Regions from separate parts of the Homo sapiens genome. Here region 1 is linked to region 2. Evidence: chromatin loops called from intact Hi-C (ENCODE). Cell type or tissue: endothelial cell of umbilical vein. All regions are shown on one strand. Each heading gives the region's core, and the rest is flanking DNA. Links, peaks and the distances in the headings are about the cores only.

Region 1 (10,826 bases), core at 1,173-9,172, 64 kb after region 2:
AAAAGGCAGCTATGACTGGGCAGGGAGGGGACACCCAGATGGCACCCACCTGCCAAAGTCCACCCACCCATGAAACAAAACCCCACCCAACGCCAGCTGCATACAGTCCCTCAATTACTTTTATTTTGTTAAAATTCCTGAAATGCTACCATGAGTCATGAGCCCTGGAGTCTGATTCTGGGTTGCAAAGACCACTCTGGGAACAGATGGAAGCTCAGACAACTTCCCCAATAAAACGTGCAGAAGTCAGCAAAGCCTAGCTATAAATCCTTATTTTCAGATGCATTTGGCTAATGGATGCCTTGAAAAATTATCATTACTAATGATAATTATCATTTTTAATGGGAAAATGCATTTCAACTTACAATCTACTTACTCAAAAGTAGTATTTGGGGCATAACCTATCCTTAAGCTGGGGCTTTCTTCTTAAATACCACATAGATTGAGAAGGGAAGTAACAAAGATGATCCAGAAAGAAAAAGGACTTTATGCTGAGCCTCAACAGAATAACTGAATTTGGCTGGACAAAAAGGGAACAGGACACTCTTGACAGGCAGGAGGCTGGGGCACTCAGAGCATTCCTGAACCCCGGGTTGCTACCAGAACAAAGGACTGAAACTTGAGTGATGTCAATATAAAGAAACATCTTAAAAAAAAAAAAAAAGATGAAATCTAAATATTACCATCCCTGGCTTCAATTTGAACTGAAGAGAGAAAAATAACTTTGCAGAGTCAGATAAAGTCCCTAGCCTACTCCACACTGTCTCGGGTTTACCATTTGAAGTTATTTCTTAAAGCCACAGAACTCCAACACAGATGACAGCTACAGCCACCCCCATCCCCCCATCTTCCCCCACCTCCCACCTCGCCCAAAGCTCCGTCTTGGGAGGAAATTAACTCTAGGATCCCGGTGTCTTGAGAGGCCAAGGACCTCAACTTCTGGACTCTTCCAGAGTATCTCAAACAATGGTTTGCATTCAGGATACAACAGAAGGCTCATCTGACCTGGCCTCACCCCAGACTGGAGCAAGGTCAGCTTGCCAGTTATTTGCTTTGGGATACAGGCCAGGAAGCCACCAACTGTGCCTCTAAGACAGAAGACTGAGGAGATTCCCACAGACCCTCACTGATGGCTGCACACATCAGTGGGGTCCTCAGAGAGGGGCGTGAGGAAAAGCAATACCCGTGGGGCTCAAGGACTGGGAGGGCTCCCTGCTGACTCTCTCCCCATCTTCTTTTCCTGTTCTCCAGCCCCTCCCTCCCTCTTTCGCTGCCCCTCCTCCTTTTGCTATTTTTGGTGCTGTCCATTTGGGGACTTTTCCAAAGTCTTTATTTACTGATAGCACCGTCTGTCTCCTGGGAAGGGGCTGGGTGGCTGCACAACAGGAATGGAGAGAGCCTCTGACTAATGGCTCTTGCGAACCTTTAAAATTACACATTATGTCCACTCAAGAAAGAAATGGAATTCTGAAGAAGTCATTTGTTTGAAGTGACCTTAAAGCAACAGGGCTTCAGAAATCTAATATTTGCTTCAGATTATTTCTGAAAGGTGGTACGTCATAAAGAATGAGTTGCTACTTTAATTGTCAATCGCAGCATTCACACGGGGTGTTAGTGGTGTCAGGCAGTGTTCTGGATGCTTCCTGGGCAATCTCATTCTTCCCTCGCAGCATCTGTAAGGAAGCATCTCTCATTACCCCCATTCGCAGATGAGGAAAATGAGGCACACGGGTTCAATAACAAGCCTCGGTGTGTAGGAGGACAGGATCCAACCCAGACAATGGAATCCCGGGGCCCACACTCTTAGCCATGTTGCTTAACAGTGTCTGTAAGTGGCGGTGGCCTTGGGTTTTATCTAGTGACACATGCATTTAGGTGGCTTTGTTAAACTGTCACCAATGAACCACACAGCTGGGCTGCATACAGGTCAACATTCACCCACCCAAGGCCCTTAAACACTAAGAAGCTGCCTCTCTCCAATGACCCTATGATATACGATTAACACTGGAACTTGCACATATCTTCTTCTGGTGTAAAAATCATCTTCATAAAAAAAAGACTGAAGTCAGCTGTAGGTGAATGAAATTTGTAGTGGCTTCATTTTTTAAAAACCTTCATAGCACAAAATTTCCCAATATTAATTTTAACTGCAAAAAACAAAAGATCGACCGGGCGCAGTGGCTCATGCCTGTAATCCCAGCACTTTGGGAGGCCGAGGCAGGTGGATCACAAGGTCAAGAGATCAAGACCATCCTGGCCAACATGGTGAAACCCCGTCTCTACTAAAAATACAAAAATTAGCTGGGCATGGTGGCACGTGCCTGTAGTCCCAGCTGCTTGGGAGGCTGGGGCAGGAGAATTGCTTGAACCCGGGTTGAACCTGGGAGGCAGGGCTTGCAGTGAGCTGAGATCCCATCACTGTGACAGAGTGAGACTCCATCTCAAAAAAAAAAAAAAATCACTCATGTATAACTACTTCATCTCCCTCTATAACTATCATAAAGGTAAAAGTAAAAGACCTTTCTCTAGCTATTGAAAAGCACCTTATTCACAGATGCATGTGTTCACATTATTGCTCAAAAACTGTTATTCAGTGGTTGCCACAAACATAATTTGTACTAGCAATGTTAATTACATGGCATCTAAAAATCTTTCAGAAAAAATATTTAAAAAGAAAGGAGAGGAATAAAGAAAATTTTCAATCATACACATGAGATAGGGACACACAGTACAAGATATAAAAGTTCCCACCCAAATAACACACTTTTCAATGCACTTTCACATTCATTCTTTTATTTGAAATCCCTAATCCCAAGAAGTTAGGTAATATCATCATTCTGTAAATAAATCAGTGGCCTACATGATATCACTGGGTCGAGGCAGAGAAATGAGCCAAGCAGAAGAACCAAAGCTTAGGAGGACATTTTCCCCACCCACCTCACTACAACAGCGCACCACTCAGACATACCACGGTCAAAGGCAGGAATCCCAGCAGGACACAGAACTCGCCGGAAAACCCTGACTGAAGTCAAACACCTCTTTCCCTAAGTGGAGGTGGGGAAGTGAAGGTTTGTACCTCTAATCCCTAACACAGTTCCTGCAACACAGTAGGAGTGCCTGAAACATCTGCTGCAGCAATGTTATATGTGAAAGCAAATTCTCTCATTGCAGAAGGGCTCCTGGGTAATCAATCAAGTCCCCAAGTTCACAGTAACTTTATAAGCAGTTTTGTTAAGATCCTATTTGGTAGAACAGAATATCCAGTGTACTTACACCCCATTTGCCAAATGCCAACAGTTTTTACAAACATAAATAAGTAGATTCTTTTCAGAGCTGGACAACTGATACACCCCACTGCTTCACCCCCTTGTTGGGTAAGTCCTTTCTGAAGGATGTAAATATACCAGCATGCTCCTGGGTTCATCGAAATCAACAGAAGTTTCCAGTTTGCAAAGATCCAAAAGAAAGGCTATAAATAGCAGCACATTCCTAAACCCAGCTTGGGGAACTAGCTCTCAACTGGATTTTCACAGGACTCCAATTCATCCCCAACTGCCAGATCCATAAGGGGACGCTAAATCCGAGCTTACACAACCTCACCAAAGGCTACTGCCCAATTTCCACGTGGCTGCGAGTCCTAACAGAACTGTTCATGTATATTCCTTGCAAGAGGCCAACCAAGAACTAGGTTAGAAATTATTTAAACTATGGGAGGAAGTCTAAGTAGCAAGGGCCAGAAAAAAACCATCAAATAGGAGGAAACACGCCATCTCAGCCTGTCTCCAGTAGCAACGGGAAGAAATGGGGTCAAAGGGGTGCTCCTTTAGGAAATCAGTGAATTCCCTGAAGCTTACAGAGAGCTGGTGCAGGAAACCAGTCCTTGGGGAGCTAGATCCCTGGTTTCTGGGCACAACTGGCACCTGTCAGGGTTAGAAGTCCAGCCAAGTCATTTCTACCCTGCAGAATAGGACATAAACTAATCACATGGGGAAAAAATGGGTGGTGCTGAGCTGGCTGGAGGGAAGCAAGGGCGTCAGAAAGGAAGACTGGCCCAGCACCCGACCAGGCAGAGGGAGAAAGAGAGATGGTGACTGATGCCCCTGTGGAGTGTTGGGGGTTTATGATTTCCAGATCCAGGGCCTCTAGGATGCTCAACTACTTTACCACCAACTGCTAACAGCCACTAACCTTTACTGGAATTTTTACTTACATTATCATTTCTTATCTCTACAACTCTGAGATAGGTGTTAATATTAAACCCATCTTAGAAATGGAGATGATCAAGAACAAAGTATTGAAGCTGAAGTCACTCATCTGGGAAATGGCTGGGCCAACATTTGAACCAAGGTCTGTTGCACGCAGGGCCAACTCTGAAGCAAGACTACTCCCTATGAAGCATGGAAGCAAAAGCAGAAACTGGCTTTTTTCTTGGCTGCACTGTGTTCAATTTGTTTCCTAGCTGTGAAGCCCCAGGCAAGGTCAATTAGCATCTCTGTGCCTCAGTTTCCTCATCCATAAAATAATAATAGTTTCTAAGCCTTATATGAGATTACTAGGGTTTATCCAAGTTAAGACTTGATAAATGCTAGCCATTATTGCTGTGATTATTATTATCTGTGGTAATAAGAGCAAAGCAGTTGCTATCCTCACCAAGCTCACAGCTCAGCTGGGGATATAAAATCAAACATCCAGAAAAGGACAAGGAATCACATGAGCTGGGCTGGAAGGGGCAGTGTTAAATGTGGGGTGCAGAAAAGATAAGCCCTGGGGGTGAGTGAGCAGCGACCACACAGCACTGCTCAGGTGGTACCACAAGGCCAGGCAGGCACCCACATCCCCACATGCAAGCCAGTGTTTCTCTTCCTTCCAGGAACAGGAAGCAGATAATGACTAAACAGAGAACTACAAAAGTCCTAAACGAAGGGTTTTCCAATTAGTCACAGGTTAGGTCGGGCAATGTTCCTGCAAGACAGGCACGTGGGCTGGCTTCTGAGAACATAGGAACTGGAAAAGGAAGGTGAGTAAATGTTGAGCTCCAAGGATCTGTCCCGGCTGAAGTCCCCTGGTGTGAAGTCCCCGCTACTGCTGTTAGAGAAAGGGCAAAGTAAAGGAGGGAGTAGGAAAGAAAATAAAGGTCACTTCAGAAAAGGCAAACGAAGGAAAGATTGAACAGAAGTAACCAGGAAAACCCTAGACGTAGGGAAGTCAATGTTAAAGAAGAGAAATGAATGTCACTAGCATGAAACCCAAACAAGAACTCTGAAAACCAGTAGCAACCAGTGAGACACACAGAAAAAAATACTATTAATAATAGTCACATATTGATGTATAATGTGTACAGTTACTATTTCAAGCATTTTTCAGATATTAACTCATTTCATCCTTACAATAACTCTATGGGGTAGCTTCTATTATTTCCAGCCCCATTTAAAGATGTAAAACTACAGAACAGAGAGGTTAAGTAACCTATGCCAGGTCACACAGGTAGCAAGTATCAAAGGTGACTTTAATCCAGGCAGCCTGGCTCCAGAACTCCACACTCTGCTCCATTACTGCTGAAATGTGAGGGCTCACAGTTTCAACATTCAGTAAAAGTCCATGGAATGGGATTCTCCATAGCTCATCTCTATTATAGATACTACAGGGTTCACGTAGTAGAGTTAGAGAAGGTAGAAAACCTACAGATAATCATTATCCCTGTAACACAGCAATAAATCTACAATGACAGAATGGCATTTCCTAGTGAGTCAGTTATTAGGAAGAGAAGGTACATTTAAAAGTTACGTTCTTTCCAAGTCAATTTATCTTTTTTTTTAACCAAGTGCTAATTGTTAAAAAGTAATTCTGCTGCCATTTGTAAGATACAAAATTAAAATGCTACCCTGATCTACATATAACACTGATGAAACAGTTGGTTACTTCTCAGAAATCCTAAACTTCCTTTGCACTCTTAAAACAATAGAAACACTTTGTATGAAGGGATCAGATTTGTCATCACCCACTTTGTCCAAAATGATCTCAATTGTGAATGAAAAATGTTAAGTGAAAAAAAAACACATACAAAGCAGTATTTAGAGCTTAAATGGTCCCAGTTTTTATAAGAAAAAAAAAGACATCAAAATGTTATCAAAGTGGTAAGATTATAAGTCATTTTTTTTCTTTAGTGTTTTGTGTCTTAGCATTCCCCACATTTCCTTTTATTTTAATTATTCACAGTAAAATCACAAAATGTTTTTCAAAAAAGGGAGGAGGTATGCACAGAAAAAAAGGAACCCCCTCCCCCTCCCCCTCCCCCTCTCCCTCTCCCCTCTTTCCACGGTCTCCCTCTGATACCGAGCCGAAGCTGGACTGTACTGCTGCCATGTCGGCTCACTGCAACCTCCCTGCCTGATTCTCCTGCCTCAGCCTGCCGAGTGCCTGCGATTGTAGGCCCGCGCCGCCACGCCTGACTGGTTTTCGTATTTTTTGGGTGGAGACGGGGTTTCGCTGTGTTGGCCAGGCTGGTCTCCAGCTCCTAACCGCGAGTGATCCGCCAGCCTCGGCCTCCCGAGGTGCCGGGATTGCAGACGGAGTCTCCTTCACTCAGTGCTCAATGGTGCCCAGGCTGGAGTGCAGTGGCGTGATCTCGGCTCGCTACAACATCCACCTCCCAGCAGCCTGCCTTGGCCTCCCAAAGTGGCGAGATTGCAGCCTCTGCCCGGCCGCCACCCCGTCTGGGAAGTGAGGAGCGTCTCTGCCTGGCCGCCCATCGTCTGGGATGTGAGGAGCCCCTCTGCCTGGCTGCCCAGTCTGGAAAGTGAGGAGCATCTCTGCCCGGCCGCCATCCCATCTAGGAAGTGAGGAGCGCCTCTTCCCGGCCGCCACCCCATCTAGGAAGTGAGGAGCGTCTCTCCCCGGCCGCCCATCGTCTGAGATGTGGGGAGCGCCTCTGCCCTGTCGCCTCGTCCGGGATGTGAGGAGCGTCTCTGCCCGGCCGCCCCGTCTGAGAAGTGAGGAGACCCTCTGCCTGGCAACCGCCCTGTCTGAGAGGTGAGGAGCCCCTCTGCCCGGCCAGCCGCCCCATCCAGGAGAGAGGTGGGGGGGTCAGCCCCCCGCCTGGCCAGCCGCCCCGTCCGGGAGGGAGGTGGGGGGGTCAGCCCCCCGCCTGGCCAGCCGCCCCGTCTGGGAGGTGAGGGGCGCCTCTGCCCGGCCGCCCCTACTGGGAAGTGAGGAGCCCCTCTGCCCGGCCAGCCGCCCCGTCCGGGAGGGAGGTGGGGGGGGGGGTCAGCCCCCTGCCTGGCCAGCCGCCCCGTCCGGGAGGGAGGTGGGGGTCAGCCCCCCGCCCGGCCAGCCGCCCCATCCGGGAGGTGAGGGGAGCCTCTGCCCGGCCGCCTCTACTGGGAAGTGAGGAGCCCCTCTGCCTGGCCAGCCGCTCCCTCCGGGAGGGAGGTGGGGGGGTCAGTCCCCGGCCCGGCCAGCCGCCCCGTCCGGGAGGGAGGTGGGGGGGTCAGCCCCCCACCCGGCCAGCCACCCCGTCCGGGAGGTGAGGGGCGCCTCTGCCCGGCCACCCCTACTGGGAAGTGAGGAGCCCCTCTGCCCGGCCACCACCCTGTCTGGGAGGTGTACCCAACAGCTCATTGAGAACGGGCCATGATGACAATGGCAGTTTTGTGGAATAGAAAGGGGGGAAAGGTGGGGAAAAGATGGAGAAATCGGATGGTTGCCGTGTCTGTGTAGAAAGAGGTAGACATGGGAGACTTTTCATTTTGTTCTGTACGAAGAAAAATTCTTCTACCTTGGGATCCTGTTGATCTGTGACCTTACCCCCAACCCAACCCTGTGCTCTCTGCAACATGTGCTGTGTCCACTCAGGGTTAAATGGATTAAGGGCGGTGCAAGATGTGCTTTGTTAAACAGACGCTTGAAGGCAGCATGCTCGTTAAGAGTCATCACCACTCCCTAATCTCAAGTACCCAGGGACACAAACAATGCGGAAGGCCGCAGGGTCCTCTGCCTAGGAAAACCAGAGACCTTTGTTCACTTGTTTATCTGCTGACCTTCCCTCCACTATTGTCCTGTGACCCTGCCAAATCCCCCTCTGCGAGAAACACCCAAGAATGATCAATAAAAAAATAAATAAATAAATATAAAAAAAAAAAAAAGAAAGAAAAAAAGGAACCTGTTAAAAAAAATACCTCCCAAGTATAATTAACATTTATGTTTTCTTGCTGGAACTCTGGGGCATTTTTTTCTCTTTTTCTACTTTTTGCAGTTTCTAAAATGTCCTGATCATAATCGATAGTTTTTTTTTTTAACTGTAAGTAACAGTCAATGAGGAGCCATCATTACTATAAGGTTGAACCATATGAAATTGTCACTGTAGTGTCAGAGTAATATTAATAGTGTAGACAGCGGTAAACCAGGATACTGGAAATCCCTTAGTAAAGAGACTACTAAACCTACAATCCATCATATTGACATTTTAGATGTTTCCATTGGTTGGAGGCAGAGACAGTGCTATGAAATCTTTGGTGAAAACCACAGGAAACAAGAGTCAAAGAAAACCATATAGTAGTATAACTTCTACTTTATTACACTATAAAACACAATGTAAACACATAAATAGTAAAGAACAGCCTGATAATTTTTTTTCTTTCCCACTAAATCTTTTTTTTTTTTTGAGATGGAGTCTCACTCTGTGGCCCAGGCTGGAGTGCAGTGGTGTGATCTCTGCTCACTGCAACCTCTGCCTTCCAGGTTCAAGTGATTCTCCTGTCTCAGCCTCCCAAGTAGCTGGGACTACAGGCACGTGCCACCATGCCCAGCTGATTTTTTGTATTTTTTTAGTAGAGACAGGGTTTCACCATGTTGGCCAAGATGATCTCTATCTCCTGACCTCGTGATCTGCCCGCCTTGACCTCCCAAAGTGCTGGGATAATAGGCATGAGCCACCGCACCCGGCCGCCCCACTAAATCTTTTAAAAACACTTTTGAGCCTTTATCTTCTAAATAGTAAACTATGCAATTTCAGAGAGATTATTCCAGCCCCAACGTTTTCATATTATGAGTTGGTTTTTCCCAATAGGAAAGACTTGTCTGTTCCATTTTTCCTAAACCCAGTTCTCCAACACCAACCGGGTGTCCCACAATTCAATTAAATTCTGATACCACCTAGCATTTAGTGCAGACTCCACAGGTTAAATACTCAATCCCACAAGACTGACCCCACTTCAGATGCCAGCCGCAAATGGGGTCCCCAGGCTAACTGCACTTCTGCCTAGGGACTACAAATTGGGGGCTTTCCATGACCCCCCTCAATAAGTTTGGCATTTTGCTAGAATTATCAGAGGCGTTTGAACCAGAATAACTCCATCTTGAATAATGGCTGGGTAAAATGAGGCTGAGACCTACTGAGTTGCATTCCAGGAGGTTAGGCATTCTAAGTCACAGGATGAGATAGGAGATCAGCATAAGATACAAGTCACAAAGACCTTGCTGATAAAAGGGTGTGGTAAAGAAGCCAGTGAAAGTCCACCAAAATCAAGACTCAATGAAAGTGACCTCTGGTTATCCTTACTGCTCATTATATGCTAACTATAATACATTGGCATGCTAAGAAACACTCCCACCAGCACCATGACAGTTTACAGATGCCATGGCAATGTTGGGAAGTTACCTATATGGTCTAAAAAAAGTAGGAAGCCTCAGTTCTGAGAATTGCTCACCCTCTTCCTGGAAAACTCACGAATAATCCACCCCTTGTTCGGCGTATAATCAAGAAGTAACCATAAAAATAGCCAACCAGCAGCCCCGAGGGCTGCTGTGGAATAGCCTGTGGAATAGCCATTCTTTATTCCTTTACTTTCCAATAACCTTGATTTCACTTTACTCTACGGATTTGCCCGGAAGTCTTCCTTGCACGAGGTCCAAGAACCCTCTTCTGGGGTCAAGATCGGGACTCTTTTGGGCAACAATGACTCACAGAATTCAGAAAATCCCTACACTTATGATTACAGTTTTATTATGAAGCATACAACTCAGATACAGCCAAATGGTAGAGATTCATAGGGCAAGGTATGGTTGGGGAGCAGGCACGAAAACAGAACTTCCAAGCCCCCTCCAGGCACACCATCCTCCCAACACATCCATATGTCACCAACCCAGAAGCTCCTAGCCTCCTTGCTGCAGTTTTAACCAAGTTTTTATCACACAGGTTTGACTGATAAAATCACTGGCTGTTGTTGAGTGAACCCAATCTCCAGCCCCTTTCCCTTCCCAGAGATCAGGGATTGCAGCTAAAAGTTCTAACCCTGTAATCACATGGTTGGTTCCTCCGGCAACTAGTCCCCATCCCGTAGCTACCTGGGGGCCCACCAAGAGTCCAAGGATCACATTAGCACAAACTCAGGTATGGTCTAAAGGAGCTCATTATGAGTAACAAAAAATGTTCCTATCACTCAAGAAATCCCAAGGGTTATTTTTAGGAGTCCCAGGAATCAGGGACAAGATCAAATATATCATTTGTATTACACCACATTGACTCAAAGTCAAGAGTCTTTACTCACTAATATATCAAGATGCAGCACTGAACCAGTGTAGAAAAGATCAACCTTCTCAATCACAGGTTTGTGGCGGCAACAGATCAACTACCATATGGTTCATGCAAAAGAATTCTCTTTCCCTCCTTCAAGTCTTCTCCATCCCTATCCCTCCCACCCACCCAGGAACTAAGATCCACCAGATCTACTTAGTTTGTGTAACTACTGTTTCCATAATATGTAGGCATTGGATGTATACTGAATTACTTTGAAGCTGGTTAGTTTTCCTTCCCCCAAATCTATTTCATC
Region 2 (10,826 bases), core at 1,622-9,621:
AAGAGTTCACAGGCCACAGAAGGTCCATAGCCTCTACTCATCAGCCGACGTGCTGCTCTCTCTGTCTTAGATGTTGATGCTTAGAAAGGAAACAAAAGCTTTAAATTACCAATTTCTGAAGACACAAGATCTAAGGTCCAAGGTTTTCATGGCATCAGCCATAAGCCGGGTGACAAACCATCAAGGACTGTTGTGGTTTTTAAATTAAAATTTACAGGGGCTGGGTGCCGTGGCTCATGCCTGTAATCCCAGCACTTTGGGAGGCCGAGGCAGGCGGATCACTTGAGGTCAGGAGTTCAAGACCAGCCGGGCCAAAATGGCGAAACCCTGTCTCTACTAAAAATAAAAAAATTAGCCAGGGCTGGTGGTGCTCGCCTGTAATCCCAGCTACTTGGGAGGCTGAGGCAGGAGAATTGCTTGAACCCAGGAGGCAGAGGTTGCAGTGAGCTGAGATCGTGCTGGTGCACTCCAGCCTACATATATATATACACATATATATAAAATGATATGTAATATATATATATCATAATATATATATATATATAACTCCTCCTATAGCTACTTTTCTGCAAATAACTGCATTAGTCATGAGTTCTTTTTGTTGGTTTTGTTGGTTGGCTGCAAATGACAGAAACCCAAACTAGATAACAAAAGAATTTCCTTGAATGTTCTGTTCTGGGAAACAAAGTGCAACTCTGTCTCAAAAAAAAAAAAAAAAAAAAAAAAAAAAAAAAGTTTATAGGAAGAAAATATATAGAGAAAAAATCTGCAAAGACATTACTTCAAAATAATTTGCCAAATATTAACGTAGAAATTGTATTCAGTAATTAATTTCTGGGAGCCAACAAGTTATGGGTTTTGGTATTTTGTTGTTGTTTTTAGTATTTTTATAGGTATGACTATAGCTTAACATTTTCAGTACTGCTATGTGTTAAGCACCAAATGCAGTCAGCCTTGTTCTAAGTACTGCACGTGAATCATCTCACTGAAGTCTACCGTGACGCCATGAGCTATAGGTATGATTGTCCCCATTTCACACATGGGAAAATGGAGGCTCAAACAGCTAAATAACTCATCCAGAATCACACAACCAGACAGTGGCAGAATCTCAACTGAACCCAGACTGAACAACAAACCGGTGCTTTTTTTTTTGAGATGGAGTCTCGCTCTGTCACCCAGGCTGGAGTGCAGTGGTGTGATCTCAGCTCACTATAACCTCTGCCTCCCAGCTTCAAGCGATTCTCCTGTCTCAGCCTCCCGAGTAGCTGGGATTACAAGCGTGCACCACCATGCCCAGCTAGTTTTTTGTATTTTAGTAGAGACAAGGTTTCACCGTGTTGCCCAGGCTGGTCTCGAACTCCTGAGCTCAGGCAATCCACCCACCTCACCCTCCCAAAGTGCTAGGATTACAGGCGTGAGCCACCGCGCCTGGCCCAAACCTGTGCTTTTAAAGGTGACATAATATGCCTCTCTGTGGCAACATCCATGTTGCCATTAGACAAAGATAAGGGCTGAATCAAAATGTGAGACAACCCAATTTTGTATATGTAAAATTGTATGTATTGTCAATTGGGATTAAAAGGGGGTTTTGTTCTGGTTCTAAGGAAGATTGTAATAAAGAATAGAAAAGTTAGTCAAGGCCTTGTAACCATAATAGGTCTGCTGCCCAACGTGCCGCAAGTCAATAGCTGAGACACGGGGTTGCCGCAGAGCAAGAGGTTTAATGGGAGGGCCGCTGAACGAGGAGATGGAAGGAAACCTCAAATCTGTCTCCCTGAGGAGTTTGGGGCTAGGCATTTTAAAGGGTTTGGAGTAAGCCTAAGTGTGGTGATAGTTGATTGGTCGAAGAGTACAGGGTGAAGTCATGGGACAGGGTGATGAAGAAACTGTATTCTCATGCTGATCCCATTTGTCTGGGTGGGTTGGCTGTCAGCTGTTTCACTGGAATTTGGGGGAAAACACCTTAAGCAATTCTAACAAAAGCTTTATGATTCTAATGTCAGAAATCCTATCTATAGGAACAATGGGGATGCACATGGCCAGGATCTAGTGCTACTACAGGACTTTTGGTGACAAGGAAGTGGGCCAAAGTACAGCCTGATTAATGCTTAATCCAGAATTCTTGTTAACCCTGTGAGGACAGCTTCAGCTTTATCTGTAAAATCTCTGAGACTGTCTACTGTCAATGGTATTTTTGCGGCAATCGTAAGACCATGAATTTCCTTTCCCTACAAAGGTTGAGGCAGATCCAGGGGCCATATGTCCCCACCCATGAACCACCCCTACATAGCTTAAGATTCCTTTCCTCAGTTTCATCATCTGTATAGTGGAGGTGATGGCTAGGCCCCTCTCTCGGCCATAATGAGATTTAAATGAGATAAAAAGTGCTTAGCACGTACCCAGCACAAAGTAAACAATAAATGTTAGATGTAATTTTGTCCGAGTACAGTGGCTCACGCCTGTAAACCCAGCACTCCGGGAGGCCGAGGCAGGCGCATCACTTGATGTCAGGAATTCAAGACCAGCCTGGCCAACGTGGCAAAACCCTGTCTCTACTAAAAATATAAAAATTAGCCAGGCGTGGTGGTGCACACCTGTAATCCCAGCTACTCTGGAGGCTGAGGCAGGAGAATTGCTTTAATCCAGGGGGCGGAGGTTGCAGTGAGCCAAGATTGCGCCACTGCACTCCAGCCTGGGTGACAGAGCGAGACTCCATCTCAAAAAAAAAAAAAAAAAAAAAAGTTAGATGTACTTTTATTATCCAGCGAAGGTCACTGGCCCACTTCTATGAGTAACACTCAATGCTTTTTTAAATAACTAGATCTTTGTTGCTACCCACCAAAGCTGTATGAATCACTTCTAATAATACTAATTTCTAAACTGGGTAAGTTCTGTTCTACCTACATCATTAATAATCGTCTAAAGGCAAAAATGCATCTTGGGGGCACTTCAATTTTAGTGTATTTTTATTCTCATTATCTTCATCATTTAACAATTGTAGAACACACGGGAATTTATCCTTTGAACTTTAAGTCACATTGCATTTGAAGTGAATATTTATAGCATTAAAATTGACCTTTCTTTTATCTTTCCTCATGCCCCAAATAAGATTTTATAAAATAAAATGCATTTTTAATACAAAACAGAAACCATGGAAGATTTGGGAGGGTTGATTGGTTATTTTGGAGAGGTTGTGTCTGGCTTGGGTTTTATTTAGTATGGATTTGTGCGTGTGTGTGTGTGTGTGTGTGTGTGTAGTTTTTGTTTGATTTGGTCAACACTAATATTCATCTGTAATAAGTAAACCCATATATTTTTTCAATTTGGGTATAATGTTATGATTTCAAGAGTATTTTGTCTATGATTTCTCAGCTAGATTAACTTAGGAATGAAAATAAATTGAGTTACTTTTAAACTCACTGAGATGCCTATGCTACATGCACATCTTGTCATAAAAGGGTTAAGATAAAATTTCAGCCTGAACAAACAGAGGAAGAGACCATGCTCCTTAGCTGGTAGATCTGGGTTCATTCAACATCAGTCAAGGCAAGAAAGTCATTCTTTCCAATAAGGCAGTTGACCTGCCATCAGGAGAACCTCAGGCCCCATAGGCTTTGCAGTTACATCTTGTACCTGGTTCCGCCCCCAGCCCACCTTCGAATGTTATAAACAATATGGCTGTGGCAGAAACATCAAAAACTAACTCTCAAAAGGCAAAATCCCCATCATTTATTCCACTACAGAGGGTTGGAACTTGGCATCTCTGTGGCCAATAGATTGTTCTGTTTCATCTGAGAGACCACTGAGTGAGCACTGACTGTGCCTGGCCTGTACTAAGTGCATTACACATCTGAGCTCATATGATCCTCACAACCACCCTAAAAGGCACATATTATCTTCATTCTGTAGTTAGAAGACGGGGTCCAAAGAGTTTAAGGTCACAGACAGCAAAGGCATCTGAATGCCAAATCTGTGCTCTTATCGGGAGCTGTAAGAATGAGCCCTGTGCCAATCCAGGAAAGATGGTGAAAGGAAATTCTCCTGAAGCAATAAAAGGAAAAGGGTTTGCAAAAGCATTTCACAACAGAAACCGCACCATGGCCAGGCCTTCTGGCGATGGAGTGAAGGCAGCTCTAGGAAGTCTCAGCTGCAGGGCTGGATGCCAGAGCTTCACTTTCCATGTGGCTCTATAACTCCTCCTATAGCTACGTTTCTGCAAATAACTGCATTAGTCATGAGTTCTTTTTGTTGGTTTGGTTGGTTGGTTGCAAATGACAGAAACCCAAACTAGATAACAAAAGAATTTCCTTGAAATGTTCGTGAAGTTCAGAAGGGCAACTAGGCCTTGGGGACAACTGAATCTGGGGCTTGAAAGCAACCAGGCTGGGCACAGTGGCTCATGCCTGTAGTTCCAGCACTTTGGGAGGCTGAGGTGGGCAGATCGTTTGAGCTCAGGAGTTCGAGACCAGCCTGGGCAACGTGAAAAAAACCTGTCTCTTTGAAAAATACAAAATAAAGTAGCTGAGCATGATGGCCTGTGCCTGCAGTCCCAGCTACTTGGGAGGCTCAGGTGGGAGGATTGCTTGAGCCTGGGAGGTCGAGGCTCTGGTGAGCCATGATTGTGCCACTGCATTCAAGCCTAGGTGACAGAGTGAGACTCTGTCTCAAACCAAAAAAAAAAAAAAAAAAGCAACCAGCACTGCCTGTCTTCCCTCCGCACATTCCCTCCCTTTCATCACACCAGGAAAGAAGACTACACAGCAGGAAATATGGTCTTCACCAGCCCCTAGCCCACAGCTTTAGCCACCAGAGCAATAAACCATTTTTTCCAGCCCATTTGCTGGAGAAAATGGTTTATTGCTCTGGCGGCTAATGCTGTACCTTTAGCCATGGGAACCCTCATGGGCTTCCCCATGAGGCTATGGAACTCTGTGGCTCAGTTCCACAGCAAGCAACTGGCCGGCTCAACTCGACTCAGACAAAGTTGTGTGTGCTGGACCAGTCACAGCCACTCTGATCAGCCGTGGGGGATGGACGCATGTAGACCCTTCACCAAGTTACCAAACATGCCGCTTACAGCAGTCGCGCCCTCGGTAGGGGTGGATGAGAAGACAGAGGATTTGCAGGCATTTTTCTGATCCTTAAAACTCCTGTGAGACAGGTCATTTTACAGATGGCATTGAGGCTCAGAAAGATAAGATACCTTTCTCAATGTCACACAGTGGTGAGTGTGGGGCTCAAACGCAACAGCAAAGGTCGTGCCTACTTCTCTGAGACCACACCACTTCCATGACAGCATTCAGCGCGCGGGGTTCCCTCCAAAGCGGAACCGAATCATTCTCACCAGTATCCAGGTAACACCTGCAGTGACACAAGCTCCCAGGTGAGAAAATGGAGCGTCCGATGAGAAAAACAATAAAGACAAACTGGCAGTGCCAGAAAATCAGTTAGAAAAAAACTAGACTTGAACCTTTACTCTCACAAAATAGCTAATGGTAGTCTTTCGTTTTTAAAGGTGGGCTTTTGTTTATTTATTCATTCAGCAAAAAATCACGAGTACTTTCTGCAACACCAGGGCTTGAAGGAAGATACAGCACCAACCCCCCAACGGCCGTGCAGTTCTCCGATTCGGCCAGCAGAGGGAGCGAAGGGCCAGCTCTGTGGGAGGACCTGCAGAGCTGGACACCAGCTGAACCGCGTGGGCAGCCACACCACCCCCTGGCCACGCCACAAAATGCCCAAGACAAAGAAGTCCCAGCTGTCCTTTAGGTGTTTAGAGCTACAGTGAGGGTACCCTGGGGAGATCTGAGAACAGTCCTGCAGCATGGTTCTGGGAAGATGAGGAGAGGAGGGAATCCTTGGGTAGAACCAACATGCCCCACCCAGACTAAAGGGTCGGAGGATCTAAGAACTGGCAAGTCAAACCTCAGATACAAAACATAGTCCTCTTTGACCACACAACACGCCCTCAGTGATACTATGCACTAAATCGCGCGACGCCATTTCCAAGCCCCCAACTCTACTGTCCTCAGTGAGACAGAAGGAAGGGTTCCCCGCCTTTTGGGGTGGAGGAAGCCTGGATGTGAAGACAGATTTGAAAAAGAAGTGCAGGAGCATTCAAGACCATGGGCAGGCCCCCTGGCAAATTCACCCAGGGGGCTGGTGGAGACTATATTTCCTGCTGTGTAGTCTTCTTTCCTGGTGTGAGGAAAGGGAGGGAATGTGCAGAGGGAAAACAGGCAGTGCTGGTTGCTTTTTTTTGTTGTTGTTGTTTGTTTGTTTGTTTGAGACAGAGTCTCACTCTGTCACCTAGGCTTGAATGCAATGGCACAATTATGGCTCGCCAGAGCCTTGACCTCGCAGGCTTAAGCAATCCTCCCATCTGAGCCTCCCAAGTAGCTGGGACTGCAGGCACGGGCCATCATGCTCGGCTACTTTCTTTTGTATTTTTCAAAGAGTCAGGGTTTTTTCACGTTGCCCAGGCTGGTCTCAAACTCCTGAGCTCAAGCAATCTGCCCACCTTGGCCTCCCAAAGTGCTGGAACTGCCAGGGTGGGGAGCTTGCTGAACCAATTGTTCAGGGCCAGCGTTGTGAGGCTAGCGTCCGTCACCATGGGGAACAGAAGGGTCATATGTGCCACATTGCCAGCTGCCCACTACTCCCCTAATGAGCCAAGAAAGACATGAAAGCCAGTTAGTGACCAAACGTCCCCATTCTACATTACACATGTACTAGAGGGGATATCAAAAAGGCCAATTAACCAAAAACTAAGCCCGTCGTCCCCAAGTGACCCCTTTCAACTATAAATCGGGATTGGAGGAATTCTAACATCCATCCTAGTGCACACATTCTGAGTTTCTGGTTCTCATGTTGTGACTTGGTCACAAATGACCAAATCAACCTTTCCACTTCCTCAGCATAAGCTGTTATTGATCATCTTGTTTTCAAGGACATACACACGCGCACACACACACGCACACTCCAAATCAGAATCCTATGAGGTACCACACAGAGTGAAGTTTGCTGTCTATACATTTTAAAAATCTCAACCAGGATATGAAGGAGAGATGGAATGCAGATGGTGACAAATGACTCTGTGTTACAAATGAGTCACATTACCATGCAGAAGCGGGTGGGGAACAAAGGAGCTGACTTAAGAAACTTTGGCAAATACAGTTTTGACAGAATACTGTAAGGCTAAAAACAAGAACCACACACACACACAGACACACACAGACACACACACAGACACACACACAGACACACACACAGACACACACATACACACAGACACACACACAGACACACACACACAGACACACACACACATACACACAGACACACACACAGACACACACACACACACACAGACACACACACACAGACACACACATACACACACAGAGACACACACATACACACAGTACTTCAGTTGGAAAGTGTGTTTCTCACAGTAATATATTTTCAAACTACTTAATATGTATGCTAGTGTTGAATAAACATGTAAAAATATCATAGATAATAAGAGCCAGGTTTCCTCACTGTTGGAGAAGAAAGTTACAAATAAGGAAAGCAGGAAGCTTAGAACGAGTACTATGGAGCAAGCCTGGAGTCAGAAGTAGCAGTGTGGGCACATGCTTTTGTTTTACAGATAGATACAAAAAATACATAAAGATGTGTGTATCCGCATGGGTTGGTGTGTGTGTATGTATATATGTGTGTACAGGGGGCCTAGTAGCTGTGACATCCCAGCATCAATGAGGACACCTAGTCCTCTTTATTTCTAAACATCATTGTCCAATAAAAGGAACCAGGGCTCCTTGGGTTAGTGGTTGATTTCAGGGCTGGGGCAAGGAAAATACAAGACAAGATGAACCTGGAGAATCTTGTGGTGCCAGAAAGTAATAAAGGGCTTTCAAAAAAGAAAGGACCTGTAATCCTAGCACTTTGGAAGGCTGAGGTAGGTGGATCACTTGAGGCCAGGAGTTCAAAACCAGCCTGGCCAACATGGTGAAACCCTGTCTCTACTAAAAATACAAAATGTAGCCAGGTGTGGTGGCGTATGCTTGTAATCCCAGCTACTCAGGAGGCTGAGGCAGAAGAACCACTTGAGCCTGGGAGGCAAACGTTGCAGCGAGTCGAGATTGTACCACTGCACTCTGGCCTGGGCGACAGAGTGAGACTTTGTCAAGAAAGAAAGAAAAAGAATAAAGAAAGAGAGAGAGAGAGAGAGAGAAAGAAAGAGAAAGAAAGAAAGAAAGAAAGAAAGAAAGAAAGAAAGAAAGAAAGAAAGAAGGAAAAGAAAAGAAAAGAAAGAGAAAGGAAAGAAGGAAAGAAAGAGAAAGAAAGGAAGAAAGAGGAAGGAAGGGAGGGAGGGAGAGAGAGAAGGAGAGAAAGAGGAAGGGAAGGAGAGAGGGAGGGAGGAAGGAAGGGAAGAAGGAAGAGAGGGTAGAAGAAAGGAGGAAGAGAAAGAGAAGGAAGGAGAAAGAAAGAAAAAGAAGAAAGGGAAGGAAGGAAAAAGATGCAAGAAAGGGGAAGGATGGAAGGCAAGAAGAAGGAGGAGGAGGAGAAGGAGGAGGAGAAGGAAGGAAGGGAGAGAGAGAAAGAAAAGAAAGAAAAAAAGGAGAAAGAAGAAAGAAAGAGAAAGAAGAAAGAAAGAAGGAAAGAAAGAAAAAGGAAAGAAGACAAGAGAAAGAAAGAAAGAGTGTGTAATAGGTGGAGGAAGGAGAAAAGTAAAGGATGGAACCACATCAAGGGACATGGGCACCAACCTGAAAGGGCTCCTACCACAGACATAGCCACTGCAGCCAGGATCCACCAATGGTTGGTGTGGTGGGTTGAATGATATCCCCCACAAGACCTGTTGATGTTGAAGTCCTACCTTCTGAGACCTGTGGATATGACCTTATCAGGAAATGGGTTCTCTGCAAATGTAATCAAGTTAAGATAAAGTCATACTGGATTAGGGTGGACCCTAAACCCAATGCCTGGTGTCCTTGTAAGAGCAGAGGACTCCCTCACACAGGAAAGAAGACACAGAATGCCAGAATTGCCAGCAACCATCAGAAGCTGGGAGGGAGGCATGGGCCAGATTATACCCCAGAGATATCAGAAGGAATCAACCCTGCAGACACCTTGACTTCAGGGTCTGGCTTTTTAGACTGTGAAAGAATACACTTCTGTGTTCTGGGGCACCCAGGTTTTGGTAATTTGTTATGGTAGCCCTAGAAAACTCATACAGATGGTAAAATTAATGTGTGAAAGTTTAAGCAGAAATAAGATATTGGCCTAATCTCTAAGTATCTCCCATCTAATATTCATTAATTACAAAGGGAAAATAGTAACTTTACCAAAATGAAACCTGGCAGACACCACCTTGGGCAATGATGAAGATTGACATCACGGGTAATATGTACCATCACGTTCCTGACATGATTCAATGGGAAGGGCACATCACCTGTATGGTGTCCCTTCCCTTATGCAAAACCTCCGTCTAATCACAAGAATCAGCTGAAACACCTAGGTTGAGGGAGAGTCTACAAAAGAACTGATCAGTACATTCGAGTGTCAAGATCACGAAACACAAGAAAAGACTAAAGGGCAACCACAGATCAGAGGGGACAGGATCCAACAACTAAATGCAGTGGGTGATCCTGGAACAGCAGGGGGACATTAGTGAGACAATGGATGCAATCCAAAGAACGTTGTGGTTTAATGAATGGTACTGTACCACTGTTAGTTTTTTAGTTGTGATCACTTTTTTATAGTTAAGATGGTAACATACGGGGAAATGGAGGGAAGGGTTTACATGAACTCTGTACTGCTTTTGCAACTCTTCTACAAGTCCAAAATTATCTTCAAATTTAAAAAGCAGTAACAGGCATACCTCATTTTATTGCACTTTGCTGTAGTGTGCTTTGCAGATATTGTAGGGTTTTCTTGTTTGTTTTTGTTTTGTTTTTTAATGAACCGTACGTGTGTGGCAACCCTGCAAGTCGAGAAGGTCCATCAGCACTTTTCTTTCTTTTCTTTTTTTTTTTTTTTTTTGAGGTGGAGTCTTGCTCTGTCGCCCAGGCAGGAGTGCAGCGGCACAATCTCAGCTCACTGCAACCTCCTCTTCCCAGGTTCAAGCAATTCCCCTGCCTCAGCCTCCCAAGTAGCTGGGGATATAGACACGCACCACCACACCTGGCTAATTTTTTTCTTTTTTTTGTATGTTAGTAAAGACAAGGTTTCACCATGGTGGCCAGGATGGTCTCGGTCTCCTGACCTCGTGATCCGCCTGCCTCGGCCTCCCAAAGTGCAGGGATTACAGGCGTGAGCCACTGCGCCCAGCCATCAGCACCACTTTTCCAACAGCATGTGCTCACTCATGTCCCTGTGTCACATATGGGTAATTCTTGAAATATTTCAAACTTTTCAATTAATTATTATTATATCTATTATAGTGATCCGTGATCAGCGATTTCTGATGTTACTATTGTAATTGTTTTGGGATGACATGAACTGTGCCCACATAAAATGACAAACTTAATCTGTAAATGCTGTGCATGTGTGTTCCAACTGCCCGACCAACCAGCCGTTCCCGTCTCTCTCCCTCTCCTCAGGCCTCCCTATTCCCTGAGACAAAATATTAAAATTAGGCCAGTTAGTAACCCTACAATGGCTTCTCACTGCTCAAGTGAAAGGAAGGGTCACATGCATCTCACCTTAAATAAAAAGCTAGAAATGATTAAGGCGTGTCAAAAGCCGAGACAGGCAGAAAATTAGGCCTCCTGTACCAAATAGTTAAGTTGTGAATGCAAAGCAAAGCAAAAGTTTTGAAG

The links. Hi-C counts contacts between places; a loop is a spot of excess contacts. Peaks named below come from ENCODE experiments on the same cell type or tissue, not always from the same donor. Only the 100,000 strongest peaks of a DNase experiment are listed, where the experiment ranks them.
Region 1: a loop joins it to region 2, with 5 times the contacts of the local background. A loop is called at or near these places in 6 of 110 quality-filtered maps.

Annotation. Positions count from the first base shown.
Region 1 is chr4:37,661,930-37,672,755 of GRCh38, forward strand. All of the region lies in intron 1 of RELL1 (RELT like 1), which reads right to left. Among named protein-coding and RNA genes, the nearest start is that of RELL1, 19 kb to the right of the region's middle. RefSeq lists a silencer at 1,678-1,972 and enhancers at 4,140-5,339, 4,622-5,179. In endothelial cell of umbilical vein, for the core only: a CTCF peak has its summit at 5,077; DNase peaks (open chromatin) are centred at 3,802, 5,012 and 5,822; H3K27ac peaks cover 4,935 bases.
Region 2 is chr4:37,597,551-37,608,376 of GRCh38, forward strand. It overlaps a transcript of RELL1 not described here. Among named protein-coding and RNA genes, the nearest start is that of RELL1, 83 kb to the right of the region's middle. RefSeq lists an enhancer at 9,331-9,970. In endothelial cell of umbilical vein, for the core only: a CTCF peak has its summit at 5,617 (motif pointing right); DNase peaks (open chromatin) are centred at 4,191 and 5,671; H3K27ac peaks cover 559 bases.